2 separate regions of the Mus musculus genome follow, and region 2 is linked to region 1. Evidence: chromatin loops called from intact Hi-C (ENCODE). Cell type or tissue: left cerebral cortex. All regions are shown on one strand.

Region 1 (8,000 bases):
AATCCAGCTAATATTCTTTTGTGTGTTCACATGTGTGCCCACATACATGCACATGCGATGTGTGTGTATAGTATGTGTGTAAATGTGCACACCTGTGCCAACCAGAGGTCAACTTCAGGTGTCATTCTTTAAGAGCTGTCTGTCTTGTTTTGGGGACAGGTTCCCCCCCCCCCACCACCACCACCACTGGGACCTGGAATTCACCAGTTAGGCCAGGCTGGCTACTGGCCACCCTCAGAGATTCACATATTCCCACCTGGTAGCGCTGGTGGGCTGTAAGTGTGAGTCACCATGGACAGCTTTTTTCTACTCAAGCTCAGCCCTTGTGCTTGGGCAGTGGGCACTCTCTAGCTCCATAGTATTCTTTTGCTATGAAACTGCATTCTCCTCTCTGGTCTTACCATTGAAACTGTACCTCCGGGCAGTGTGTTCTGGCAGGGCTCTACGTTGAAGTCCCCTCCAAAGGCGTGCTGCTCCATGGACTCTCTGCTAGGTTGCCATTTTTCTAAAGGCATCTTAGACTTTACTCCAAGCAATGTGCATCCAGAAGAACCCTCCTTCCCACAGACAGCAGAAGCTCTCAATGTTATGGACATTTTATGTAATGACAGGAGTCCACCATGTATCTTATCATAGGCTTGGATAGGAGTACCTGCTCTCTTACCCTGTCTATATTGCTGACTGGCCATGACCATGAAACCAGAGCAGGTAGCTTAACCTGTTTTGTCCTTGCTATTTTTACTGGAACCATCTGGGAGTTTTGCCTAGATAAACTCTGAGGTCCTTCTCAGCACTGATACTGAATCATTTGCTGTCATTTGTGTCCTGTCCGTGACAGAGCTGACTTGTGTTCAAACAGAGTCACATTAACAATGACAGTTGCTGTTCTGTGTGTGGATCCTAATGCCCTCAAACACGACTGTAAGATCTTTTACTACTCAATTTATTACAAGGACTCATCAAGAAACCTGCACAAGTGCTCATGTGATCCCATATGGCCTCTGCCCAGGGCTTTGTCATTGGCTGTGCCCCACTTATTGACATTCACTGCCCAAGAAGTCGATTAAGGATCCTCAACAGCACTGCTGACAGTGACATTCCTGATAGTGCTGATGTCTGTCACTGTCACCAAGCTATAGACCAATGAGATGTTAGTCTCAGAGGTCAGTATCCCCCAAATGCCTCAACACTTGTACAGAAGAATGGGACTTCTCGCTAGTGTTGGCTGCCCTTTGGCACCTGGTGTTCAGTTTATCATGCAGTTGGTATCTTCTCTAGCTTCTGGAATGGGCAGGGCTATTGTACCTTCAGCTTGTAGCTCTTCTTTCCTCCTAGTCTGCCTCCTCTGCCCTCTGGGACATGAGAGGGCTCTGCTGGTGTTTGGGAAATTGAACTCTGTTCTGCCCAAAGAGCTATGCTGCCACCCAAATCTCCTTCTCAAATCACTCTTGCTCCACCTTTGGGTCACACTCACCCAGAGAAGCCTGAATTCCTGGAATGGGCACTACTTAGACTGAAGAGGGAAGACTTTGATGTGCTATTTAAGGGGATTGGGGAGAGAATCAGGAATTTTGAAGCTATTCATCTTGAAGACTATTCATGGAAGCAGAAGAATTAAACACGGTATCCTTGAATATATACCATCCAGGAGCAAGGACTAGGCTATTGTTTTCTTCATAATGACAGTATATCTCTGGGGGCTTGTGAAGTGGGCATAGCGTCTGCTCAGCACAATCGCACAGTGCCTATCAGGTATCAGAAGGAAACGAGAACAAAGCTGTATTGTTAGAAAGCCCGAGGGCTGACCCAAACTCAGCAGAACTCAGAAAGCTATTTTGGAAAATAGTTCCTATACAACTGTCTGTGGCTATTCAACATGATTCTTAGTCAGCCTGGACTGGAAGAGGAAAACTACGGATCACTCAGGCGAGGGGCCTTCATATTGTTTTGTGGTTTGTTCCATTGAGAAGACAAGGGGCAAGGGCAAACAGAGGAGTAAGGGTAGTGGGCTGGGCCATGATTCAGAGGAACCTGTAGTTCTGCTTTTTCTTTTCTTTCTCTAGTTGCAGATGCCGTTAAAGTGAAAGACTGATTCTAGGTAAGCACATGGGTTGCTATTAAAGAATTCCTGCCTGCCTGACTAACTGCTTACTTGATTAACTGGAGGCTCAATCAATGTTGGAATTCTCAAGAGGGTGAATCTAGGATCTTTATTAAATGTGATTAAACATGAAGGCTAAGAGTTGGTTATCAGTAACTCCTGCTCCTTTTGAATGCTCTAAAGTAGATCAGATGCATCAGTAGAAGCCACGGAGGTTAATATGACTGTTGGAGCGAAAGTTTGAATCAGGATTCTGTGGTTGGATTTTTCATGTGGCTAATAAATCAATTCATTCCTTTAAGTATGTAGGGGAAAGACCATTTGGAGGAATCCTGGAAACAAGTGCAAAGATAGAAGTGCATATGGGAAAATAGACCTGCTACTCTTGAGTGGTTCACCTCATGTGGATGGCAGTGACCTCTGGGAGTCCGTTCATTTACCCATCCATTCAGTCCACTCACATTATGGAGCCCTGTGATATGCCAAGGAATCAAATAAAGAAGCTCGCTGCTTCTGTGAACTTTCAGCCTGGCGGAGGAGGCAGACCAGCAGGACACGGATGCTTATGTAATGGTACTATAAGGTCAAGGAAGGAGAAGCACAAGGTGCTATGAAAACAAATAGCGAGAGTGGTCAGGGGTTAGAAAAATTTCCATGAAGGAAAGCTGAACCCCCTGAGGGATTAGCCAAATGCAAGGGGTGGGAGCCTAGGGACACCCAAGCAGGAAGCAGCAGCATGAGTGAAGGGAGGAACAGTCAAGGAAATCTCAACGAAATGAAGTAAGCTCCGCGTAAGAGTGAGCAAAGGTAAATGCAGAGGAAAGAAAACAAAATCAAACCAATGACAGGGTAAAAATCCTGCTACTGAAAGCTACTCGTTGAGGCCAAGAGTATGCAGGGCTCTCTACTTCCCATAATGGCTTTGGCTCCAGACACACTGAAAGTCATGGGCTTTTTAAGGAAGCCAGGAGCCAGAGTCTTCTACCCACATCCACAGGCTGATAGCCTGGTGCAGAAGGATGCTGTCTATCTGTCTATCTATCTATCTATCTATCTATCTATCTATCTATCTATCTATCGTGAAACAAGGACCTGCGTAGCAGAGGCTGTTCTTAAACTCATGCCTTCCCATCTGAGCCTTCCAAGTCCTGAGAGTACAGGTGTATTCCACCAGGTTCAGTCAGTGAGTTCTTCCTAATATTAATGCAATTGTCCAATGGGGGAGCACCAATGCTGGAAGAAGAGATAAAACCAGAATGGCTGAGTACTTGTGATGGAACAGGCAATGTCAAGACATGTTATCTTTCCTATCTTATTTAATATTCCAGTGCACCTGTATTGCATTATATTCTCGAGAACTGAGCGTCTGGGAAGGAGAGTAATCTGCACCCCCTCCCCCAAAGGAAGGTGGAGACAAGCCTAGGGTGACTTCTGTACCAGGGGGATTCAGCACTGTGGTTTACCTTGTCGGCGGGATACACAGCTCATCAGATTCGGACTCTTACTTTCTAGAGAAGACAGTGGCTCACAGGGGCTCAGGGCCTCTTATGAATGAGGAGCTCGCATGGAAGGTAGGACTGGTTCAACGTTGCTATTCTACGAATACCTCTACATGTTGCTGTTTAAAAATAAATAAATAAAACCCAGTAATACCCACTTAGTTTGTAAATTATGCGAGTGCCCAAAGGTTACATGAGTTCATCCACATTCCTCATGTTCCTTGAGTTCCACCCCCTACTCCTTTTTAGATGAAAAACTCAGAGGTGAAATAGACAGTGAGAAGGTGGCTATGGTGATACACGCATGCCTTTAGTCCTAGCACTGGGGAGGCAGAGGTAGGTGGACCTCTGAGATCTAGGCTAGCCTGGTTTACAGGGCTAGGTCTAAAACAGCCAGGGCTACATAGAGAAACTCTGTTTTGAAAAACAAATAAAGAAAGAAAAAAGAAGAGAAAGGAAAAAGAAAGAAATATGTAGCGAGAATGTTCTATTATAACACAATAAAACAAACTCTCTAAATGACACATTTTCTAAGGAAGCAATCACACTTTAATGTGTTTTTAAATTTGGAGTTCTGTATTTTGAGGGCTCTCAAGGGAGTGCACACTTGTATGTAGCAGTTTACTTACTCCTTTTAATATGTCCTTCTACATTCTTATAATCAAGCACAAAGTGCAGTTATTTAATTCTCTAGTAAAATGTCATCTGCAGGGTAATATCCATATTTCGAACTAATGGAAAAATACTGTGCAATGGGGAGATGAAGATAGTACCCGTGGCTCCGTCAAAGGGTGACTCTGACATTTGCTGTTACCCATTGCTTCAAATTAGGTCTGACTGTAAGTATGTGACTTCCATCTTCTGGCCTCAGATTTAGCATCTGGGAGAGTTGTCCTGTGGGGCCACCTATAGCTTTGAAGTTCAGAGAGACAGTAGACCTTGGAGGCATATTCCTAAGCAACCCACCCCTTCTTTACTAGGCTCCAGCTGTCATCTCACCTGCTGGCTCCCTTAATTTTAGTCTCTAGCCCTTCCCTACTGGAACTTGAAATACTAAAGGGAACGGTTAAGAAGTTTAATTCCTGGACCGGAGCGCCCCCTAGGCACACCGAGCTAAACTGTGACGCGCTTCATCTGACTCAGGATTCTGGGAAGTTGATGTCCAGGGTCAGCATCGGATCCTTGAACTTCCCGGTTTGTATTGTGAGGCAAGCACCCTGGGACTTTCCTGACTTGGGCAGGGAGGGTGCAGGGAAGGAGACGGGGAAGAAGGAAGTGGCAAACACTGTCCAAGCAGGCACCGAAAAGGCTATGCAGGGGTTGCTCCTTCAACAGACACGTGGGGCTAGAGTGGGGGCGGGAGTGGTAGATATACCAGAGACTCAGGAGATGCAATTCAGCAGGCAATATTCAGCAGCCGCGGTGAGTGCACAGGGACAGAAGAACCATCACTTAATAAAAAGCACTGTTAGAGCCGGCCAGTGTGGCACTCACCTTTAAACCCAGCATTTGAGAGGCAGAGACCGGAGAATCTCTGAGTTCGAGGCCACCCTGGTCTACAACCGGAAGTTCACAGAGAAACTCTGTCTTGAAAAAAAACAAAACAAAACAACAGCAAAAACCTGTTAGAACAGAACAACCCATTTCAAGTCAACTATTTATGTTCCTGTTACTGCTCTCTTGTTACAGTGAATCTTATATGTTCATTTTAAACAAGGATTCTTCAAGTTTATAACTTTTTTGCTGCATTTTGATTTTCTTTCCTCTTTTTTTTTTAAATACTTATCTCCTATATACATAGCTAACATAACCAAAGCTTTGTGTCAAGTAGTATGTTACATTTCGTCTCTGTATGTGTACATTGTGGTGATCTAGTGTATAAGACCTGTGTGCAGTGTTTATCTGTGTGTCTCTGTGGGATATGTATATGACGCATCCAACATATATGCATTATATGTTTCTATCTATGTTTGATATTTTTGAATGTTTATATGATTGTGTGTGTCGTATCTATGCTCTATATTTGTGTATCTGTTTCTGTGTGGAGTGAGTGTATATGTAGTGTGTTTATTTGGGGTGAATATATTTCTGTTTCTACAAGTATTAACATGGTCTGTGTATGTGTGTCCAAGTATGTGTGTGAATTTGTGTATGAACAAATGTGTGTGTGTGTGTGTGTGTCTGTGTCTGTGTGTGTGTGTGTCTGTGTCTGTGTGTACTATGTTCATGTTTGCTGACTCTAGCATCTCAGGTCCAAATTCAGACCTTAGTTACTGTTCTGGAAAGTGAGACTTCCCAGGCACAGCATCTGAGACTGGCTAGCATCTAAGAGTTGGACAAGGCACTTTGCATGGTAGACGTTTGAGAACCTGCACAGTCACTGTGTGTGCTGGGGGCAGTGACATGCCGCAGCTTCTGCCGAGGCCAGCGTCCGTGCTTATCAGCAGTCAGCACCCTCAAGAGCCATTATCACAGGCCACAGAGCGCTTGACTTCACATGCTATGTGTTTCTTTCTCCTCTAAGATACATTTTCATTCTCACCTAAAGACAAAAGGTCTCTTGGGTGGATCCATGGGTCCTTTTTCCTTGTTAGGCCAGTCGACATCAACAACGTCAGCCTTTTTGTCGGGGCAGGAAGTGGTGGCGCAGATCCAAATCAGCAAGGTGGCCTTTCCCCTAGTTTCTAGCCACAGTTCCGACTTGTGTACACAGCTCTGCCTCACCCTGCACAGTGAGCATGCCCCGCTGTGTGGCTCAGTCAGCCTCCTGCCTCCTGACCTGGCTCTTACACAGAAGATGAGACAGTCGTTAGGCCAAAGCATTCAAGGTTTAGTTTAATCCCATAAGTGAATTCCTCTAGTAGCCATCAAGAGGTGTGGCCATACCCTAGGGGAGGAGGGAAGGCTGAGAGCTTGGCTCAGGGTAAGCTAGAACTCACACCCATCCAGGTTCACTCCTTACTCTGTGACTGGGATACACAGGATCTTTGGGCTCTGCTTCCTCAGTTGTTCCTGACTTACTTAGTGTTGGGCAGCAAACCTGGTATAGAGTTCATAGCGAAGTACATAGACTACGACCTTTTATTCAGTGTGTAGGTTGGCTTCCTGGACCCAGCCTCAGTCTGAGGGAGAACAGGTTGGGAGCAGAGTTCTTCCCAGACTGCTCTGTAGTCAAGGTTCTAGAAGCAAGTCATCGTTTATACTCCAACTAAGATGTGCAAGGCCAGAGGAGGGGTGTGTGTGTGTGTGTGTGTGTGTGTGTGTGTGTGTGTGTGTGTGTGTGTGTGTAAGTTTGAGGGGGTGTGTCCAGGTGCAGAGACTAAAACCAGAGGAAGATATCACTTTTTGGCCTTTATTCCCTGGAGACAGGGTCTCTCACTGAACTTGGAGCTAGGCAGCAGCCAGCAAGCCTGGGACCCTTCTGCCTCTGCCCCAGCACTGGGGTTGCAGGTGCTTGAGCAACCACATCGACTTGAATGACATGGATCCTTATGCTTGTGATGCGAGTGTCCTTACCTGTGAGCCGTTTCTCCACCCCTACCACTCACATCTCGGCTCTTTTACCCTGACTTCCAGCGGCCAACATCTGCACATATCTGACCTTGCACGTCTCAGCCTCCTCTAGCTCCAGCAAACCGGGGTTCCCTTAACTTGGTGCTTTCTTTCAATATTTAAAAAAACGAAACAAAACATCCATCACCACCACCAAACTTTTCTCAACAACCCAAGTACTGAATTCTTCACCTAACTGAAAAGCATATGAGAAAGCTTCCCGTATGCTTCTGAACTATTCTTTGATGAGACAAATCTGACCTTCTTTTAGCTGCATCTCCCAATGGAAGGTGCAGCTTAGCAACTAGCGACAGCTGGCTTGCCTTTGTTAGGGACTTGGACACCCCAGGTGACAGGAAATAAATACATTTTGAATTTGTGTGCTTAATAATTTATAAAAAAGTGTTTGATGATGATGAAGAAGAAGAAGAAGAAGAAGAAGAAGAAGAAGAAGAAGAAGAAGAAGAAGAAGAAGAAGAAGAAGAAGAAGAAGAAGAAGAAACCCCCAGGGGCTGGAACAATGGTTGGTGGTAAAGAGCACTGGGTGCTCTTCCAGAGTACTACCTGAGTTTGAGTCCCAGCACCCACCTGGTGCCTCACAACTATCTGTAACTCCAGTTCCTGGAGATCACACCCTGTCTTCTGGCTTCTGAAGGCAATAGGCATGCATGGAGTGCACAGACAGACATGCAGGTACAACATCCATACACACAAAATAAAAGTATTAAAAAAAAATCTCCCAATTGATCATTTCACAGGATTTTTAGAGAGGTACTGGTCCTCTTTCAAGGGAGCAGGCTGTAAACTGGGGATGTGGCAGCCATGTGCCCCATCCTTAGATAGCCTGG
Region 2 (8,000 bases), 130 kb before region 1:
AGAAGCAAGCAGAGTAGGCTGCCCATTTCTGGGCTTCTGAAGACTAATTTTATGACAAACTTCCAGTAATCAGGCAGTGATATGAATATAATATCTCTCAAACAGCCAGTGTAGGCGAAACACTTGGGTGCTATCAAATTATCATATGTAATATGTAACAGAGGCAAGAAAATCTTCAGACTCAAGCCTTCTGGGGCGATGTTTGAAATTCTCACAAGCCACCACTAGAGGGCACAATAGCACCATCAGTCAGTCCAAGCACCTCGGTCCCCAACCCCAGCATATATTAGTCTTTCAAAAACCAGTTTAAAAGAAGAAATGGGGGAGGAGAGAGAAAGCCCAGAAGCAGGCTAAATGTTGCCCAAGAATCCAAAATACATACCATAGGGCTGTGTGCTTCCAGTTAAAAATTGACAAATATGAGATAAACAGGGATCCAAACCAGCTAACGGGGTCAGGGGTGAGGGATAAAAGGCTCTGCGCAGGCCCAGCTGTGGACTCCTTTGAGAAAAGTAACCAACTGAAGAACTGTTTCAATTCAGTTTTTACACCACAGGCCAACTTTCCTAAACTTTCAAGTGGGCTTCAGTAAAGTTTAAACCATCTAGCAGCTATATAATGAACAAAAACAGAGCTGTATGTACTCTGGGAAATAAAGCAAAGTGTCTGGACCAGAAAGATGGTTCCGTGGGTTAAGGCATCAGCCACTGTGCAAACCTGACAGGTCTAGTCCTGGAATTCATGGTGGGAGGAGAGAACTGACTCCTGAAAGTTGTCCCCCGACTTCCACACAGGTGGTGTGGTGGTGGTGGTGGTGGCGGCACACGCCTTTAATCCCAGCACTCAGGAGGCAGAGGCAGGCAAAGGTCTGAGTTTGAGACCAGCCTGGTCTACAGAGCAAGTTCTAGGTCAGCCAGGGCTACATGGAGAAATCCCATTTCTGGAAATAAAAAAATAAAAAATAAATAAAACACAATAAAGGGTGGGCTGGGGATATAGCTCAGCAATAGATTGCTTGTCTAGCCTGTCCCAGAAACAAGTAGGAAAGACAGACATGGGGGTTGAACTCTAGAATTGTGATTGTGGCTTCCATAGTCTCAGTAGGACCCCTGCTTTCCCACGCTGTGACAGATGAACTTGGTTCTTCCCAAACCCTTCATGTGACTTCCTAGCAGAGGCAAGCTTTGAGATAGAGTCCAAACAGACCCAAACCTTCCACTAATATGCAGGTTGAGAAATGGGGTGCTCTCTCTCTCTGTGTCTTCACTGAACATTGGTCAAACTCAAATGAGGTGAAAGACAGTTGACATCCCAACTTTGAATTTCTTCTCTTAAACTGAAGAGTATCAAGTGATTAAGCTATGTAAAGAAAACTCCCTCTCGTGACCAGTCTTAGGTTATCGAATTCAAGGACAAGCTGGTCTTGCCTTCTTTCATTGTGCGGAGTGAAGTTTGAGAGGCGGACTTAATACAACTTTGCCCTGTAAATACACTTTACAGGGTCCAGGAATGCTACCGACTTCCAGTGATCTTTCTCCTTTTTGGGGGGTGGGTGGGTGCTTGTTTTAACATTTGTTATGCTCCATTCTTTTGGTCAGATCTAATTTGGGTTTATAAAGAACCAAACAAGTTACCTTCTGGGTTGGGTTTTTGGGTGACTGCAACTTGAGTCCACACTGTGTCTCTTCAGCTTAAAGTTTTCACAGACTGCCTGCTGACATCAGCCACACAGGCAGCCAACTCCACTCCCAGCAGCTACAGTCTACGATTTGGGTTCAGTGGAACCATATCCTAAACTTTGCATCACGGGTACAAGGTAATCACACAGCTGTCCTCTTATGACACTAGGTTAGGAGCTTTAGAGCTTCAGAGAAAGAATGTATAAGAACACAGGAAAGCCTACTCGAGCCATCAGTTTAGCCAGCCGAGCACCACTGATGGAACGTGCTTCGTTCTGGGCTATCTCTGCAAGTTTAGTCCAAGCTCTTTCCTGGCAATATTGCTCTCCCAATCCACCCACCCTGGGGACAGAGGAACTCAATTCAGTGAGAAACTCAACTTCAAAGCACTTGCCATCAGACCCCCATTAGCCTTGGTACTGTGTGGGCCTGGACTGAAAGTTCATGGGTTCAATCGCTTGCCGCCTTTACGGGGGGTGGGGGGGGGCAGAAAATGGAGGCGGTGGCAATTTAGGGGAGAATAAAGGACAGACATAGCAAAGTCAAAGTGGAGGAACAGGCTGTTCTTTTAATTTCTCTAAGAGTACAGGTGGCTTTTCAGAGGGCAAGCCAGTTAAGGAGGGACTCTTCTTCCATGGTACACTCAAAGCTCCCTAGTCCAGTCCTTGAACTTGTCTGGGTCCTACTTCGGCTGGTTTAAACACATGTGGGGCCGACCAAGGGGGCAAAGCTGCCTGTTTACCCCTGAAAGTCAGTGGTCACATGAGATGTTCCTGGTCACATGAAAGGATCAAAGCAAATCCGCTTCTATTCTTGGAAACAGAGCAAATGTTCTCTTGATGCTGCCGCTGATGGTACTGTGGGGTCAATACGTGTTTATTGAACAGTCTGGACACTATTCGAGGGCTACGGGAGAATAAGCAGCCAAGGAGGTTAACATGTCTAGGAAGGGAAGCGGGCACTCACATGGCAGAAACACAAGAAACCCATGGAAAACAGCACATGTGCTCTGGAATATTGCCCTTTCTATCGTGTTCACTGCTCCCATTGTGGAGCCTGGTGAGGAGTGCTGAAGGCTGCCCTGGCTGATGACCGGCAGCTGCCATCTGGAATTCACTATCTCCTAACATAAGAACAACATCTCTCCCTTCTGACAACCCCTTTTCTAACCACCTAAGCTGAAGAGTTAAAAGAAGAAATGGGAAGACAGCCGAGCCCATTGTTGCTGAGTCTACACCTTACTTCCTTAAGTAATGGCGCAGCTCACTACGGAGGCAGAAAGCTGCATCACCCGAGTGGGCAGGGGGTGGGGGGTGGGGGGGGGTGCAGTGCCAGTGCCACAGTGCCGTTGGTGGGTCCTCTCTTCAAAAGAATGAGGGTCCCGGAGTTCATCTCCAGCAACCATGTAAGAAGTCATCTGCAATGCAGGTAACTTCTTCAAGCTGTGCAGAGGCAGATCCAGAAAGATCCCTGGGAGTCACCGGGCAACCAAGTTAGTTAAGTTGCAGTTACAAGTTCAATGTCAGACCCTGTCTCAAAAAAAAAAAAAAAAAGTAGAGGGTGATAGAAGACACCTAAAGTCATCCTCTGACCTCTACACATATGGATGCAGTGTATAACACACACGTGCATGTGTGCATACATGCATGCACACACAGAGTAATCATGGAAAGAAACGACTCAGTCTCTTCAGATTATATTGACCTATGAGATGACATCGTCTTCCTAACACTCCTCATGTTCCAGGTCCCACTGTCATCCCCGCTACAAATGCTAAGACAGAGCTTGTGTGGCTACTAATTTGGCTACTACTCAGAATGAACTTGGGTTTGCCCGACGTGAAGCCCCGCTGTTGAACAACCTCATGGTAAAACGCTTCACACAGTACTGACTAGGACACAGAATTTGCAAGGTGCCTTTCTGGTCCAAAGCCTATTCAAATCCCCACCTGTGGGGCATGCTGCTTCTGTGAGCCACTGTGTCAGACACACTCAGGGGAAATTGACAGAGGTTGACCTAACAGGCCGAGCTATGTGTGTGGGGTCACAGGCAACCTTTCTTTTTCATATTTGTGGTGCATACACAGAAGCAGAAGCACAAACTTCATCCCTTCCTCTTCCAAAGGCACTGAGAGCGTGGGTTTCTGGCATCTAGAGAGAAAACTTCATCTCGAATGCCAGAAGTCCTGAAAGATAAAGCCCAGCCATGAGGTGGATTTCATGTACTAGAAAGAGACTGCTCAGAGCATAGCATTAATAACAATATATGGGCCACGTCTATTTTTTTACAGGTAAATTCTGTGCACATTTTCAGCTTGTCTCACTACAGTATTCACACACTATCTCAGCCATCACTGCAGGGTTAAGAAAGGAAAGAGAAAACTCTCATTCCCTCTCCCCCAACACACACACACAGTTAAAAACAACTTGGGAAGCAAAGCCAGGGGTTCCCCCCACCCCTCTTGCTTTTTTGTTTGTTTTCTCTGTGAAACCCTGGTTGTCCTGGAATTCCCTCTGTAGAGAAGACTGGCCTCGAACTCAGGAGACCCACCCGCCTCTGCCTCCTGAGTGCTAGGATTAAAGGCGTGTGCCACCCCCGCTTTCCCTCCTGAGTGCTAGGATTAAAGGCATGTTGCCACCCTGCTTTCCCGGTCAACTGCTCTGAAAGTCCTTCCATCTGCTTTATTTTGCAGATCCAAGGAAAGGCTGAGAGACGGGAACACACACACACAAGGCAACATCAAATAGACTATGGACGTCCAGAATCCTCTTTATAGAAACATCACACTTGTGTTTAAACCGTGAAATCACAGTCTGACCACTTCCCCCAAATCCACTCAGGAAACCAGGAAGATAGGGTCCTCCAGGTTCTGGGAATCGTGTTTCTCTCTCTCTCTCCCCGCGCCTGATCAGGGCTCCCTGCCTCTCCCCAGCCCAACCCGTCCCCAGGCTCGCTCAACAAACAAAGGGTAAAATTCTCTTCTGGGGTTCTGGATTTTCAGTGACAGATCTCCTCGAAAACCTCTGTACCGTTAAGGAAGCAAAGAGCCGAGGCCAAATGACTCTGAGGAAGCCTCAGCCTGGGTCCGAGGGTCCAGAGGTCGCTTAAGAACGCAAGCTGCAAATGCATCCTGCACCTTCGGCCCTGGCCCTCCTCCAGCCGCCGCTGCCTCCCCTCCCCCACTCCCCTTTCTCTTTCTTTCTTCTGGGTCTCGCTCGCCCCACCCTGAGGCTCCCGCACAGTTCCTCGGCCAATGGCCTCAGGGCCCCGGCGCGCAGCAGCTGATGGGCGCGGGTTTCCTGGCCTAGGTCAGCCAATCAAGGCGACTGGGGGCGGGCACAAGCTGTCAATAAAAAGTACCGAGCAGCCAGCGACCCTGCAGAGCGGAGAATGGGAGTAGAGCAGAGTGTCTGAACAGCACGCTCACCCATCTCCTCTCCGCCTCGCTCTCCTGACCTGTTCACCCATCCATCATCCGGCCGGCCACCGCTCTGGTAAGCGCACGGAGGGTCCAGGAATGTACGGCCGCCCGGGCTGTGGGGTCGCACTCTACTTCCCAGCTCCAGTCAGCTGCTGTACGGAGCGGGATGCAGCGCTCGTGCCTCCCGCGTGTTTGCAGCGTGCGGCCCGGGCCGGCTCTGCTTGGTGTTCCTAGGACGCGCTGTGAGCCAAGCTCCGGGAAGGGCGGGGTTGCGGGTTGTTTTGATCTGTTCTATACTTGCGGCCGGAGGCGCCGCCCCGGGAGGCAGGCGCCGTTGGCTGGGGTTCACGCTGAGATGGGGGCTTTCCGGTGGTCCCAGCGGGAGAGGGTTCTTGCCTTAGGTGGGCGCAGGCGCCTTGATCCTCTCTTCCTGGCGGCGCATTTGGGGGGCGTCGTCACGCTGTGGGTGGTCTGGTTGAGGATGGTGGTCCTAAGCGTTGATGGCACCACTCCCCAGCTCCCAACGCCGTGTCCTAGGCCTTTACCATATGACCGAACAATGGAGAGCCGGAGCCCCGGAGTGGCCGGCGGGCTCCGCAGTGGAGAGGCCGCGCCAAGCGGAGGCAGCAGCGGCGCGCTGTGCCTCCCGCGGTCGCCCCACTCTCGCCACCCGGCCTCTACCCTCGCCGGGGTATGGCCCCCTGGGAGAGGCCTTGAGATCTACGCGGGCCCGAGGGTCGCGGCACCGACTTTCCGGACATTTTAGTGGGAAGGCTGCTTTCAAAGTGGATTGCCCCAACTCCTCCGGGGGCGGGAAGCGGGGATCCTCCCCCAGCCGCAAATACTCAAAGAAACCAACCATTGAAGACGTAGAAGATGGAGATTCTCGGTCCTCAGAGTCCCCTTCTAATACTTTAGGCTTCGTTGCCTACTCTGTGAACTCCGGGGAGAAGTCGAGGGTTAAGATTAAATCGCACCCGTCTTATTCCAGCACCTCCCCCTCCGAACGGTCTGGGTCCCCCACTCCATCGCCCTCGCCCAAAAAGCTCCGTTGCTTAGACCAGCGAGAAATCGAGAACGAGGAGAGGCATGAACACTGCTCTAAAAAGAGGAGGTCTAGAGAGTACAACCCCAGTGCATTTGATTCTCATTGGCTGGGGTGAGTAAAAGTCAGGGCGAAGGACCCCGGGTGCATCTGGCAACCCGCAGAAACTACTCAGAATTTTAAGAACCCATTCCACTTTGCACTACAGGGACACCAGTTGGTGCTATCTATGTACACTAGGCTGCTGGCACCCAGCTGGTCTCAGGGAACCAGGGCCAGAGGAGGAACTCAGGTTCCCCTAACAGTTCATTAATGCTGGATGTGTGTGTGTGGGGGGCGGGGGGCACGGCAGAGGAGGAAAGCTGATGAGTGGTGTAAATTGAAGCCATCTAGAATTACAATCCGGGCCTCTAAGTGGTGTAGGCAGAGGCTTTGGTTCTGCATCGGACTTGACAGCAGAGGCTCATCTGTTCCCCGGGGGAAGGGTGAGGCTTTTGGAGGGAGAGGCAGTTGTTTTCACTTGGGCAAACATGGACGGTTGCCCATAGAAACTTTGCCACTGTACTTCAGAAAGTTGCCCAAGTCATTGGAGGAGAACAATATGTTCCCTCTCCAGCTATCCGGGGAGATTAGGGAGGGAGGGGGGCATTTCCTCTTGTGTTTTGAGGCTGGTTTTTTGTAGCCTCACATTCATCGAAGATCTTGCCCCGACTCCTGTGGCTTGTAAACTTAGAAGTGGGATTTTTCTACGTACCAGAAAATATTATCCGGTGGGATCGTCAAATACTGTTAATTTTCACATTGAAATCTGTCTCTGGAGTAAGGCTTTTCACCACAGTAATGAAGTCAGCAGTTGAGGCCTGGTGTGGAGGGGGCATACCTTTAATCCCAGCTCTCAGGAGGCAGAGACTGGTAGATCCTCTGATTTTGAGGAAAGCTTGGTGTAAATAATGAGTAAGTAATTACTAGGACAGAGAGAGGGCTTGTTGAGATTTCTCTGTCTCAAAAAAAAAAAAAAAAAACCAAAAAACCAGTCAGCAGTGTGCTCCTTGGAGTATGGCTTTACTTTTTACCACCTTAGTGGTGGCAGATAATACAGGTCCTTTCTTTCTCCCAGGAATATGTTAGCCTTTAAAGTCTTACAGCTAGCCCTAGTATTTCATTGTGTAATCTAAAGATGGTGGTGGCATACACCTTTAATTCTAGCGTTCAGGATGCTGAGAGGGGCAGATCTAATTTGATTCTGAGGCTAGCCTGGTCGGCATAAGTTCCAGGGCTCCACAATGAGACTTTGTCTCAAATAAGTAGATAGTCTAAATGTAGGTATGTAGGGATTACAATGGGTTGTGTGTCCCTTAAGGTTGTTCCAAGAGCTGAGCGGTGGTGGCACATGCCTTTATTTAATCCCAGCACTTGGGAGGCAGAGGCAGGTGGATTTCTGAGTTCAAGGCCAGCCTGGTCTACAAAGTGAGCTCCAGGACAACCAGGGCCATTCAGAGAAACCCTGTCTCCAAAAAAAAAAAAAAAGGCTGTTCCAAAGAGTGGAAGACAAAGCAAGACTCAACAGTCAATTAGTCAAGTCTTTCTGTGGCAATAAGGTAGTTCTGTTGGTAGAATAAGATATTCTGTTAATGAACGTCTTGATATTTGTTCTCTCCTGCTAACATTTCTCAAGTTTAACGGTTATTAAAATCCCTTAACTAGTCCCCCTGAGGGGGCATGGTCCTTGTCTAATATAAAACTTTAAACCCCTTGAAAGCAGAGTGAATAATGCACCTTTGTGTGTGTCCAGTCCCAGAGGAGCGAGATCACCACGCACGCCAGCCTGATTCCCTTGCCGTCCCCTACAGTGGAT

What was found. A loop is a pair of places that touch in the nucleus more often than their neighbours do. Peaks named below come from ENCODE experiments on the same cell type or tissue, not always from the same donor. Only the 100,000 strongest peaks of a DNase experiment are listed, where the experiment ranks them.
Region 2: it touches region 1 in a loop (6-fold over the local background); 23 of 42 quality-filtered maps call a loop at or near these places.

What each region holds. Positions count from the first base shown.
Region 1 is chr1:154,028,026-154,036,025 of GRCm38, forward strand. All of the region lies in intron 3 of LOC108167736 (a long non-coding RNA gene), which reads right to left. Among named protein-coding and RNA genes, the nearest start is that of Gm46165, 32 kb to the right of the region's middle. In left cerebral cortex, a CTCF peak has its summit at 4,704; DNase peaks (open chromatin) are centred at 4,706 and 6,285; H3K27ac peaks cover 1,737 bases.
Region 2 is chr1:153,894,887-153,902,886 of GRCm38, forward strand. It overlaps Glul (glutamate-ammonia ligase (glutamine synthetase)), which reads left to right and starts at 5,043. Exons shown (of 7, transcript NM_008131.4): 1 at 5,043-5,173. It overlaps Gm38440 (a long non-coding RNA gene), which reads right to left and starts at 4,890. Exons shown (of 2, transcript XR_387481.3): 1 at 4,709-4,890; 2 at 1-3,864. It overlaps Mir8114 (microRNA 8114), which reads left to right and starts at 5,040; the gene lies at 5,040-5,150. In left cerebral cortex, a CTCF peak has its summit at 228 (motif pointing right); DNase peaks (open chromatin) are centred at 220, 4,399, 4,985, 6,328 and 1 more place; H3K4me3 peaks cover 3,982 bases; H3K27ac peaks cover 4,231 bases.